Linked DNA regions of Homo sapiens: regions 1 and 2 are each linked to region 3. The links are chromatin contacts, found by Hi-C or POLR2A ChIA-PET in ENCODE. All regions are on one chromosome and are shown on one strand. Each heading gives the region's core, a stretch centred on a gene start or an enhancer-like site at or near the end of the contact. The rest is flanking DNA. Distances are from core to core; before and after follow the strand shown.

Region 1 (3,377 bases), core at 483-2,982, 2.5 Mb before region 3:
GCTACAGTGACTCGCGTTTATACCAGTGCATTCTAGCTTGGGCAATAGAGCAAGATCCTGTCTCAAAAAAAACTTTTTAAAAATACATTTCAATGTGGAGGAGAAGGCGATCAGAAGGATGTCTGACAAGAAGGTGAGAGAGGTTACCTCTACACAGTTGGCTTATGGGGTCTTCTTTTTGTTTTTATTTTTCATAATTTTCCAAATTTTGCACACCGGACACCTAGTGTTGTGTTGTTTTTCTCTCTCTCTCTTTTTTTTTTGAAACAAAGTCTTGCTTTGTCACCCAGGCTGGAGTGCAGTGGCATAATCTCGGCTCACTGCAACCTCCGCCTCCCGGGTTCAAGTGATTCTCCTGCTTCAGCCTCCCGAGTAGCTGGGACTATAGGCACCAGCCACCACGCCCAGCTAATTTTTTTATTTTTAATAGAGACGGGGTTTGACCATACTGGCCAGGCCGGTCTTGAACTCCTGACCTTGTGATCTGTCTGCCTCAGCCTCCCAAAGTGCTGGGATTACAGGCATGAGCCACCACGCCCAGCCGTGTTATTTCTTAAGGCTTAAAAAAATTCTTTGAGGCTGGGTGTGGTGGCTCACGCCTGTACTCCCAGCACTTTGAGAGGCTGAGGCGGGTGTATCATGAGGTCAAGAGTTTGATACCAGCCTGGCCAAGAAGGTGAAACCCCATCTCTATTAAAAATACAAAAATTAGCTGGACACAATGATGGGTACCTATAATCCCCACTACTCAGGCGGCTGAGGCAGAAGAATGACTTGAACCCCGGAGGTGGAGGTTGCAGTGAGCCCAGATTGCACCATTACACTCCAGCCTGGGCGACAGAGCGAGACTCCATCTAAAAAAAAAAAAAAATTCTTTGCACTGGTGTGGGACGATGGTGACGAATCCCTCAGCCATCTGTGGGGCGCTGCTGAGGGCGTGGGGGGCATTTCTGCACGGTGAAGCAGAGCTGGTGGGAGGCTGCCCGAGGGAAGCTGGTGCTGGGAGGGTTTGCAGAGAGGAAAAGGGCAGTTTATGGAAAAGGCCTCTGGGCTCTGTCTGGAGCCGTCATGCCGGCCTTCACGGCATCCTTCCGCACTTAGAGTCCTTTCCATCTCCTGGTGGCTGGCACAGGGCCAGGGCTGCACTCACAGCTGGCCAGGGTAGGGCAGGGCGCCCGTCCTCAGGGCCACTGACTGTAGGGCTAACCTAGGGGCCTGGTTCACCCCTCTCACCTGGGGCTTCGCTGATAAGCCTGGTTCACCTCCTCACCTGGTGGCCTCGTTCACCCCCTCACCTGGCGCCTTGCCTGATAGCCTGGTTCACCCCTCTCACCTGGGGCCTCTCCTGGTGGCCTGGTTCCCCTTCCTCACCTCGTGGCGCTGGTTCACCCCTCTCACCTGGGGCCTTAACTGGTGGCCTGGTTCACCTCTTCACCTGGCGCCTTGCAGAGTAGCCGGGTTTACTCCTCTCACCTGGGGAGGCACGAACTGGCCCGGGCTGACTGACCTCCCTCACCTGTTTGGCTTTAGGCTCTGGGGCCCCCCTGCCCGGGTGTTTCTGGGAGGCTGGAGGGTCCCACGTGAGCTCCACCGCGGGCAGCTGGAGGGAGTGGGGCAGGACGCTGAGCGCCGGGAGGGGTGTGGCCCTCCTGTCCTGCCCGCGGCCCCACACCGGCCCCAGTCCCGCCCGCCTCGGTCCCTGCCCCGCGCGCCGACGTCACCGGGACCTCCCGATCCTCCCGGCCCAGGCCGAGCTGCCCACGCTGCTGCCCGGGGCTCGGTGCCCGGCGCGGCCTCTGCCGGCTCCGGCGGGCGCGGGACTGCGAGGTAGGGGGGCGCGCGGGGAAGACTCGGGGGCGCAGGGACCGAGAGGGACCTCCGTGCCGGGGCGGGTGGGTAGGGGCAGCTCCGGGTCCAGCCCGGCCCGCGCACCAAGTCCCGAGGGCGCCCGGGCGGCGGCGGCTACGGGCGCGCGGGGACCGCGGAGACGCGAAGGGCGCACTTGGCGAGGGTTTGGTGCAGCGCCGCGCCGGGGTCCGCACAGCCCCGGCAGGTCCTGCAGAGGGAAGGCCGGGCCAGGGAAGGGCCACGCGCCCCCTCCCCGCCATCCTCTCCCAGGCCAGGGCGACCTGCGCGCTTCCCGATGGGAGCAAACTGGGGACGGGTCGGGAATCCAGGGCCAAGCGCCCGAAAGAAGGCGTTTCCGGGCTGGGGCGAGCCAGGTGGGTGCGGGACGTCCCCGGGGAACCTCCAGGGCGCCGAGAATCTCGTCGTGCCCAGGGCTCCCCGCAGCCTGTGTATGAGCCGGGGAGGGAGAAGGCTTCCTCCCCCAGGAGACTGAGGGAGAAGGCTGTGGATATGATCCCTGCAGGGATGTAAGACAGGTCTCAAAACCAGAAAAGCAAGGGAGGGGTGACAGAGAAATGGCAAACTTTACAAAGGACAGGGGAGGGCAGGGACCTGGGTCCTTTCTGCCCCCATCACGGGAGGGAAACACTTGGCAGAGGAGTTTGGGGTTCGCAGGTGAGGAGAGAGAACAGGAAGCCAAGAGTCTGGCCCGGAGGCCACTACCCCTGCGGTCTAAGCCCCCGGTTTTCCCTCCTAGCGAATGGAAACTGAGAGGTGAGAAACCCCCAAAACCATCCGTCCGTCTGGTTCTGCCTGAAGGTCTCCGCTGTCAGCTAATGAATAGCTCGATGCAGCTGCTGGGAGGTTTTGCAAAGCGCATTCAGAATAGCGAGAATCAGAGCATGGTTTCTTGCCCAAAGGCCAGGCATCTGCGTGGTCAGATGGGGGAGCATGAGTGCCCGGAGCTGTGCGGTTTAGGGCAGCCTGACCTTGGATACCTGGTTACTGGGCCAGTCTGGCGGCCCTTGTTGCTTAGAGCGGCAGAACCTCCCTGGGGGGGGGATGCGGACGTGCTCTTTTCCAGTCTTTGGACAAAAAAAGGCAAGGGGAGGAGGAAGGAGAAGCGTCTGAGTTTACCCATGGTATTAATAGCAGCAGGGCTGGAACTCGGGTGCTCTGGGAGAGGAGACGTCCTACCCCCTGTCCCCGTCAGAACATCCCTGCTCCAGGAGCAGCTGGGGTTCCAGTGTGAAGCGTGGCTTTGAAACCAGGCCCCGCTGGCCCCCAGCTGTGTCGCCAGGGCCAAGTCACTTAACGTCTGAGCCTCAGTTTCCCCACCTGAAACACCGCAGTGGCACCTGCGGCTCCGTGTGTGGCTTGGAGGACGCAGGCATGAGACCTGTTGGCTGCTGTCATGACTGCAGTTAGCAGAGGAGGGGGACACACTGTGACAGGGTCCAAAGGACAGCGAGAAACCTCCATCTGGGGGTCTCCTTTTTGGAGCATGGATGGGTTGGTGAGTGCCAGAG
Region 2 (3,478 bases), core at 970-3,469, 2.8 Mb before region 3:
TTGGCCAGGCTGGTCTCGAATTCCTGATCTCGTGATCTGCCCGCCTACACCTCCCAAAGCACTGGGATCACAGGCGTGAGCCAACAAGCCCAGCTGACCTCTCAGGCTTAAGCGATTCTCCCACCTCAGCCTCCTGAGTGGCTGGGATTGCAGGCGCCCGCCACCAAGCCTGGCTAATTTTTGTATTTTTATTTTTAGTAGAGACAGGTTTCACCACGTTGGCCAGGCTGGTCTTGAACTCCTGACCTCAAGTGATCCACCCACTTCGGCCTCCCACAGTGCTGGGATTACAGGTGTGAGCCACTGCACACGGCTGATAGTGAGAAATTTCTAAGCTGAGACAGGCATCACAGGGTGACATTGCCAGAGGCTGTCACCTTATTTACATACGTGCAATTGCATATATGTATGTATACAACATAGACATATTATACATGCATAATACAGGTCTATATGTATGTGTACAATATATAAACATATATACTACATACATACACATAGGTAACATGTATGCATTACACATACGTATAAACATATTATCTACTGTGAGTGTGTATATAATATACACATATATTTTGTGGTGGTTGTTTGTTGCTTTTCCCCCCCACTAGAATACAGGAGGGCAGGGGCCTTGCCCGTCTCCCTCACTTCCACATTTCCAGGGCCCGGTGGGTTCGGAACTCCTTTGGGACTGGCTGCAGGGAGTGGAAGAGTGAAGAGATGACCTTGGTTGGAAGGCTGCCTCGGGAGTCCATCGGAGGGGGCCAACTAAAAATATCACGGATTGAAAAAGTTCTTGGGGTGGATGGTGGGGATGTGAAAGTGCTTAATGCCACTGCAGGGAGTGCTTAAAAATGGTTAAGATGGGCCGGGCGCGGCGGCTCACGCCTGTAATCCCAGCACTTTGGGAGGCCGAGGCGGGCGGATCACGAGGTCAGGAGTTCGAGACCATCCTGGCTAACACGGTGAAACCCCGTCTCTACTAAAAATACAAAAAATTAGCCGGGCGTGGTGGCGGGCGCCTGTAAGTCCCAGCTACCCGGGAGGCTGAGGCAGGAGAATGGCGTGAACCCGGGAGGCGGAGCTTGCAGTGAGCCGAGATCGGGCCACTGTATTCCAGCCTGGGCGACAGAGCGAGACTCTGTCTCAACAACAACAACAACGACAACAACAACAACAACAACAACAACAAAGGTTAAGATGGTAAATTTTATGTTCTATATATTTTACCATAATTTAAAAAAAAAATGACTGGGCCTGGCGCGGTGGCTCACGCCTGTAATCCCAGAGCTCTGGGAGGCTGAGGCAGGAGGATTGCTTGAGTCTAGGGGTTCAAGACCACCCTGGGCAACATAGTGAGACCCCCGTTTCTATTAAAAATTAAAAATTAGCCGGGTGTGGTGGCACCTGTCTGTAGTTCCATCTACTTGGGAGGCTGAGGTGGGAGGATGGCTTGAACCCAGGAGGTCGAGGCTGCAGTGAGCTGTGACTGCACCGCTGCACCCCATCCTGGACGACACGGTGAGATCCTGTCTCTAAAAAAATAAACAAACAAACACACAAAACTACATTGATGCCAAGAACAATTACTGCATGCTCACTATGCATTAGGCATCTTGCTAAGCTCTTTACCCGTGTCATCTCGTTTGTCTCACATACTCCCTGAAAGGTAGGGTCACTAACCTATTATATTTTACGGATTGGCGACAACCTCAGAGAGGTTAAGTCACTTGCCCAAGGTCACACAGCGAGTCTCAAGCCCCAGCCGGTGAGCATCACGATCCTTTGCCAATGAGCCGATGCTCGAGAAAGGGTCGGATAGACAACAGGCACTGCATAAAGGTTGGTTAACGGGATCGTGTTTGGCTGCAACGTGGAGCTCCCGGGTCGAACGGCGAGACAGCTGCGCGTCCCCGAGCCGCCGCGCGCCCGGTCCGCCGGGGCGGAGTCAACGCCGCGGATTGGCTGCTGAGAAAGGGGCGTGGCTCGTGGCGGCCGGTGGGCGGAGTCGATCTCTGGCCGTAAATACGGCGCCACATGGCACTGGCTCGCGAGGGCGGGGGCGGGCGGGCTGGCCGGGCGCAGGCGCGCTGAGGGCGGGCGCCCCTCGGCCTCCGTGGCCCCTCCGGCGGCCGCGACGTCTCGCGAGAAGACGACCGGTAGGAGGGGCTCCTGCGCCGGGGGCGGGGCCGGCGAGGGCTGCCTCTGGGGGGTCCGCTAGTCGCGGGGCGGCGGCGGCGGCTGCGGGCGCGAGGTGAGGGGCGCGAGGTGAGGGTCGCGAGGTGAGGGGCGCGGCGGGCGGCGGGCTCGGGGCGCGGTCTCCCTCTCTCTCGGCCAGTGCTGGGCTCCCAGGGCCCGGGCGGGGGTCCCGGGCCGCGCTGAGGGGCGCGGGTCGGCTCTCCTTAACCTGGCCTGGCGGGCGCGGCTTGGGCCTGGGTTCGAGTTCCCGCGCCGGCGCGCAGTGTGACCTTGGCCCTGCGCGCGCCCTCTCTGAGCCCCGCTCGTCGTCCTCGGCCAGGGGGACCCAGCCCTGGGGCCCTGATCAGCGCGTTCTGCGGCTCCTCGGGGTCTGGACGAGAAATCTGTGGTTCTGATTCAGCGACAGCAGAGGCTGCAGCGGCCCCGCCGGCCCCCAGGAGTCCCCCTGCCCGGCATCAGCCTCTGCCGCCCGGCAGGGGTAGGACCAATTCCCGGGCTTGGAGTTCCAGGATCCCCAGCTCCCGAGGGCCCCCGTGTGCCTGCTGTCACCTGAACGGGGCTCCCCGGCCCCGCCGACCGCAGCCCTGGAGCCTGCAGACGCCAGCAGCACCGGCAGGTCGCTCAGGGTATCCCTTAAATGACCTCTCACTCCAGAAGCCGCAGCCCTGCCCCTCTGGGAGAGGAAACCGTGCATTTAGTCCGGGAACAGTGGGACTTAGACCTCCTCTGCGGGCTCCCGGCCACCGAGACACCGCCGGCAAAGCCTTGGCTCGGGCAGAGGCTCCGTCTGGCAGGCAGCACAACAAGCCATAGTGTTTCCAGCATTATTAAATTATTTAGTTCATAAGCGGGGCTGTGGGGACTCGGAAGCCCCGGGGTGAATAGGAATGTGAGTTGCAGGCGCGGTGCTGGACGCAGTACATCTTCCAGGACACCAGGCCCTACGGTGCTGTTCCCGGCTGTGGGTGGTTGGGGACAGCTCAGCGGGTCCCCCACTTACCCCCACGCGGGGACCCGGGTTAGCCCCTCACCGTGAGCATCTGGTGTTGGGAGTCAGGGCTGGTGTCTGAGTGAGGATGGAGAGAAAACAGGGGTAATGAGGAGATTGCTACACGAAGGTGCAACGCTTGAGATCTGAAAGAGCACCTGCCTGGAATGGCATAGATGTTTGATTTCCCTGCAAAGGAGTTTATGGGACTTTGGGCTGACGCTTTGGGGCCAGCAGTAACTGTCTGCTGTCACTCAGCTGACTCCAGCTTTATTATCAAACCTCCAATCG
Region 3 (3,863 bases), core at 1,364-3,863:
GGTTACTGATCAGTTCAAACCAAAGGCCTTTAATCTCTTGACAATACTGGTATCACCTAAGGTGGGGATTTGGGGTTGCAGAACTTTCCTAACACAGCAAACAAGATTGTATCCAAGCTATTATTTGTTCCTAATGCTCTGTTAAATGAATGCTGAATTATGTCTGACATCCAAGAAGGAACTCTCAGGTGGAAGTTTGCATCTCGTCCTCCGTGTGTCATTTGCAGGCCTGTGTGCGCTGTCAATCAACAACGACAACTGCTACTTGGCGTACCCAGGGAGCGCGACCATCGGAGAGGTGCAGGTCTTCGATACCATTAATTTGGTGAGATGCCTTTCCTGCTCGAATAGCTCTCTAAAGTGTGGCTTTTTCCTGAAGAGGAGCACTGTGGTGTCCCTGGCATCCTGACTTGGCTCAGCAATACAACCGCTGCACTTTTTTGTTTGTTTGTTTGTTTTTGAGACAGGGTCTGGCTCTGTCGCCCATGCTGGAGTGCAGTGGTGCAGTCCTAGCTCACTGCAGCCTCAACCTCCTGGGCTCAATTGATCCTCCTGCCTCAGCCTCCCGAGGAGTTACAGTCATGCAACACCACACCCAGCTAATTTTTTATTTTTGTAGAGATGGAGTCTTGCTGGGTTGCCCAGGCTGGCCTCAAACTCCTGGCCTTAAGCCATCCTCCCGCCTCGGCCCCCTAAAGTGCTGGGACTACAGGCGGGTGCCCCGCGCCCAGCCCCACTGCTCTCTTCTCAGTAGCAGAGTAGGTCTGGCTCATTCTGCTTCTGGATCTGCTGCGGCGTTCAGAGCAGTGCTGAGCTCCTCGCCACGGGAATGTTTGAAGGAACATAGAAAACCTTAGGGATAAATTGCTTTGCTTTTTCTAAAGTTGGAGCAGCATTTCCTTGGATGCCCAGCCCCAGTAAATCAAGTGGGTTTGGCATTTGTTTGGACCGTAATGGTGTTTTAGGAACAGCTAATTGGCACTTGCGGACCAAGTGTCAGCCCTGGGGCGTGGGCGGTCACTGTGCGGTGGCCACTCTTTATTGGTGTCCCTTTTTCAGAGAGCTGCAAACATGATTCCGGCTCACGACAGTCCTTTAGCGGCACTGGCCTTTGACGCAAGTGGAACTAAACTTGCCACGGCTTCGGAGAAGGTGAGTCTGCTTTTCCCCGGGGGAGCACTGGTGCCAAGGCGTCCACAGACTTTTTCAGTTCTGTTCACACAGCCACCTTAGAGGCAAGGTCCTATACTTACCAGCTCCGGGAGAAGCAAAGACAGCCACCCACTTGTCAGGCCACAGGCGTGTACTGCCCGAGAGTGAGCGGAGCTTGCAGTGTGCCACTGGGACGGGAGAGCTGGTCCACATTTGTAGTAGAAAATACAGAAATGTCCAGAGGAGACAGAAGTGCCGTGTGTAACCACACCGCTCACCCAGTGTGTTTCTAAATGATGAAACTACCACATAACAGTAAAGAACCCAGACAGTGATGAAATGTGAAAAAGCAAAGACAGAATTCTATCCAGCCAGTCTGAACACATTTCAGTGTATTTCATTTTCTCTTTAGTCAACAAAATTGGGATCCTACTATGGGTATAATTTATCCTTTTTCACTCTGCATGACATTTGTCTAAGTTCAAAAACACTTGTAATGGCCGCGCAGTATTTAGTTGTGATTCATGTCAACATCACCCTTTTGGGACTTTGTTTCTAATATGTTGCTGCCGTAGGTAGTAGTGTATTTAAGTCATGTATCAATGTTTTATATGTATTTCTAACTATGAATTCAAGAGATTCCAGTAAGAAGAATGTCTGGCTTTAAAGGAGATGGCCTCTAAATGTCCCCGTGTACCTGTGACCGCGTGGCGAGGCTCCCTGGCCCCCAGGAGACTGAAGGCTCCTTGTTCTCTTCCTCATTTGGACTGTGCCTCTCTTTTCGTTTCAGTTCCTCTTTTCTTGAAAGTTGCGTCTTCCATTCTTCTGTCTTGAGGTCGCGTCTGTTCTCCCGCCTCCGTTTTCTCCGCTCTTCATTGGCCACCGATGACCTTTACTTTGATTTGGATATGATTTTGCTTCTCATTGAAATCCTAAAATAGCCTCCCCTTTCAAGCCATCTCTCCCCTCAAACTATTGACCAGAGAAGATACAATAAAACGTCGGCTCACTTCCTTAGCTTTCCTGCCTGGGCCTTTGTTCTTCAGTCTCACACCCGAGTTCTGTAATAATGATGTCACCGCTTATGGGTCACTTCTGGGTCGTGAATTATCCTGGATCTTTTATCTTCATTACCTCATTTGTTTCCCCTCAGCAAGGTAAACAGTTCTCTGTTTCATAGCAAGGGCTCAGAAAGGTTAAGCGGTGTGCCCGGGGCCGCCCAACTGGGCAGCAACAGAGGGGTCAGACTCCAAGTCTGACTTTGATTCTAATTATGCTAGACTATCCCAATAGCACCTTGTCCTTTTCTTTTCCCTTTGAAATGGCCCTGAAATTCTGTTACCCTTTGACTAATCAAAGTCTCACTGTTAATGTTTCTTTAGTAGCTCTTATAAAGGCCCAAAAGTACTTGATGGAATTTTAAGGCCCATAAAAATAGATTTTTTTTTTTCTGGACTATAAAGAGGAACCTTGATTGCTTGTACATGGAATGCTCTCATCTGTGGAGTGAGAGCAGCAAGGCCTTCCCAGCCCCGCTCTGTCCCAGGTGCTGAGGCCCCCTGAGGCCTGTGACTTAATCCTGCTTTCAAGAATCTTGCGGTCATGTGGCAACAAAACAACTCTTAATTAATTAGTATTGCACGGTAGACGTGCGCCACAAAATTATGTCTCATCTGAAAGTTTAGGCTGCAGAGGACAAAACCTTTGCCGTGGTTATTTTTGTATATGGATGCAGAAAATAGTTCATTCTCTAATTCTCAATGTTACAAGCTCAGTTTGTGTCCCTCCATCCAGAGAGAACCAAGTGTTCTCAAGTACCAGTTTTTTTTTTTTTTGAGACAGGGTCATGCTTGCTCTGTCACCCAGGCTGGAGTGCAGTGGCACAATCTCTGCTCTATGCAACCTCCATCTCCCAGGCTTAAGTGATCTTCCTACTTCAGCCTCCCAAGTAGCTGGGACTACAGGCACCTGCCACCACGCCCGGCTAATTGTTGTACTTTTTGTAGAGATGGGGTTTCACCCTGTTGGCCAGGCTGGTTTCAAACTCCTGAGCTCAAGCGATCTACAAACCTCAGCCTCCCAAAGTGCTAGAATTACAGGAGTGAGCCACTGTGCCTGGCCTATATTCTGATTTCTAATAGCTGTATACTATCCCATTGTATGAGTTTACCATAATTTATGTAAACAGTTCCTTGGTGTTCTACACTTAGGTCATCTGCTGCTTTTTGCTTTTTTTTTTTTTTTGAAACGGAGTCTTGTTCTGTCCCCCAGGCTGGAGTGCAGTGTGGTATGATCTCAGCTCACCACAACCTCTGCCTCCCAGGTTCAAGCAGTTCTCCTGCCGCAGCCTCCTGAGTAGCTGAGATTACAAGCGCGCGCCACCACACCCAGCTAATTTTTGTATTTTGAGTAGATGGGGTTTAACCACGTTGGCCAGGCTGGTCGTGAACTCCTGACCTCGTGATCCACCCGCCTTGGCCTCCCAAAGTGCTGGGATTACAGGAGTGAGCCACCACGCCCAGCCACTTTTTACTATTTACAAACACAGAGATAGTGCAGTGGCATGATCATGGCTCACTGCAGCTTCCACTCCTGGGACAACAGGAACGAATCATCAGGCTTAGCTGATTTTTTTGTTTTTTGTAGAGGTGGGGTCTTGTTATGTTGCCCAGGCTGGTCTTGAACTCCTGGACTCTAGTGTTTCTCCTGTC

The links. Hi-C counts contacts between places; a loop is a spot of excess contacts on that map. ChIA-PET counts read pairs that join two places held with the same protein, here RNA polymerase II (POLR2A). Pooled maps may share reads with other maps.
Region 1: a loop to region 3 is called in a pooled map, with 3 times the contacts of the local background. The contact joins the promoter of AMZ1 here to the enhancer-like site in region 3. A Hi-C loop is called at or near these places in 2 of 50 pooled maps. POLR2A ChIA-PET finds 5 or more read pairs at or near these places in 2 of 52 experiments (activated B cell and activated naive CD4-positive, alpha-beta T cell).
Region 2: a loop to region 3 is called in a map with no recorded cell type, with 14 times the contacts of the local background. The contact joins the promoter of CHST12 here to the enhancer-like site in region 3. A Hi-C loop is called at or near these places in 1 of 37 single-sample maps with no recorded cell type and 2 of 50 pooled maps. POLR2A ChIA-PET finds 5 or more read pairs at or near these places in 2 of 52 experiments (B cell and PC-9).

Annotation. Positions count from the first base shown.
Region 1 is chr7:2,686,470-2,689,846 of GRCh38, forward strand. AMZ1 (archaelysin family metallopeptidase 1) reads left to right here and starts at 1,733. Exons shown (of 7, transcript NM_001384743.1): 1 at 1,733-1,827. RefSeq lists an enhancer at 2,432-2,701.
Region 2 is chr7:2,401,392-2,404,869 of GRCh38, forward strand. CHST12 (carbohydrate sulfotransferase 12) reads left to right here and starts at 2,220. Exons shown (of 2, transcript NM_018641.5): 1 at 2,220-2,282. RefSeq lists an enhancer at 1,697-1,796 and silencers at 1,887-2,256, 2,347-2,516.
Region 3 is chr7:5,216,863-5,220,725 of GRCh38, forward strand. WIPI2 (WD repeat domain, phosphoinositide interacting 2) reads left to right here. Exons shown (of 13, transcript NM_015610.4): 6 at 228-325; 7 at 1,060-1,152. Among named protein-coding and RNA genes, the nearest start is that of WIPI2, 29 kb to the left of the region's middle. RefSeq lists enhancers at 1,439-2,638, 1,497-1,576, 1,587-2,296. Within about 2 kb of position 2,614, at least 9 of the 41 ENCODE cell types and tissues checked have a DNase peak (open chromatin) inside an H3K27ac peak, as active enhancers do; they include B cell, where a contact is called at or near this core.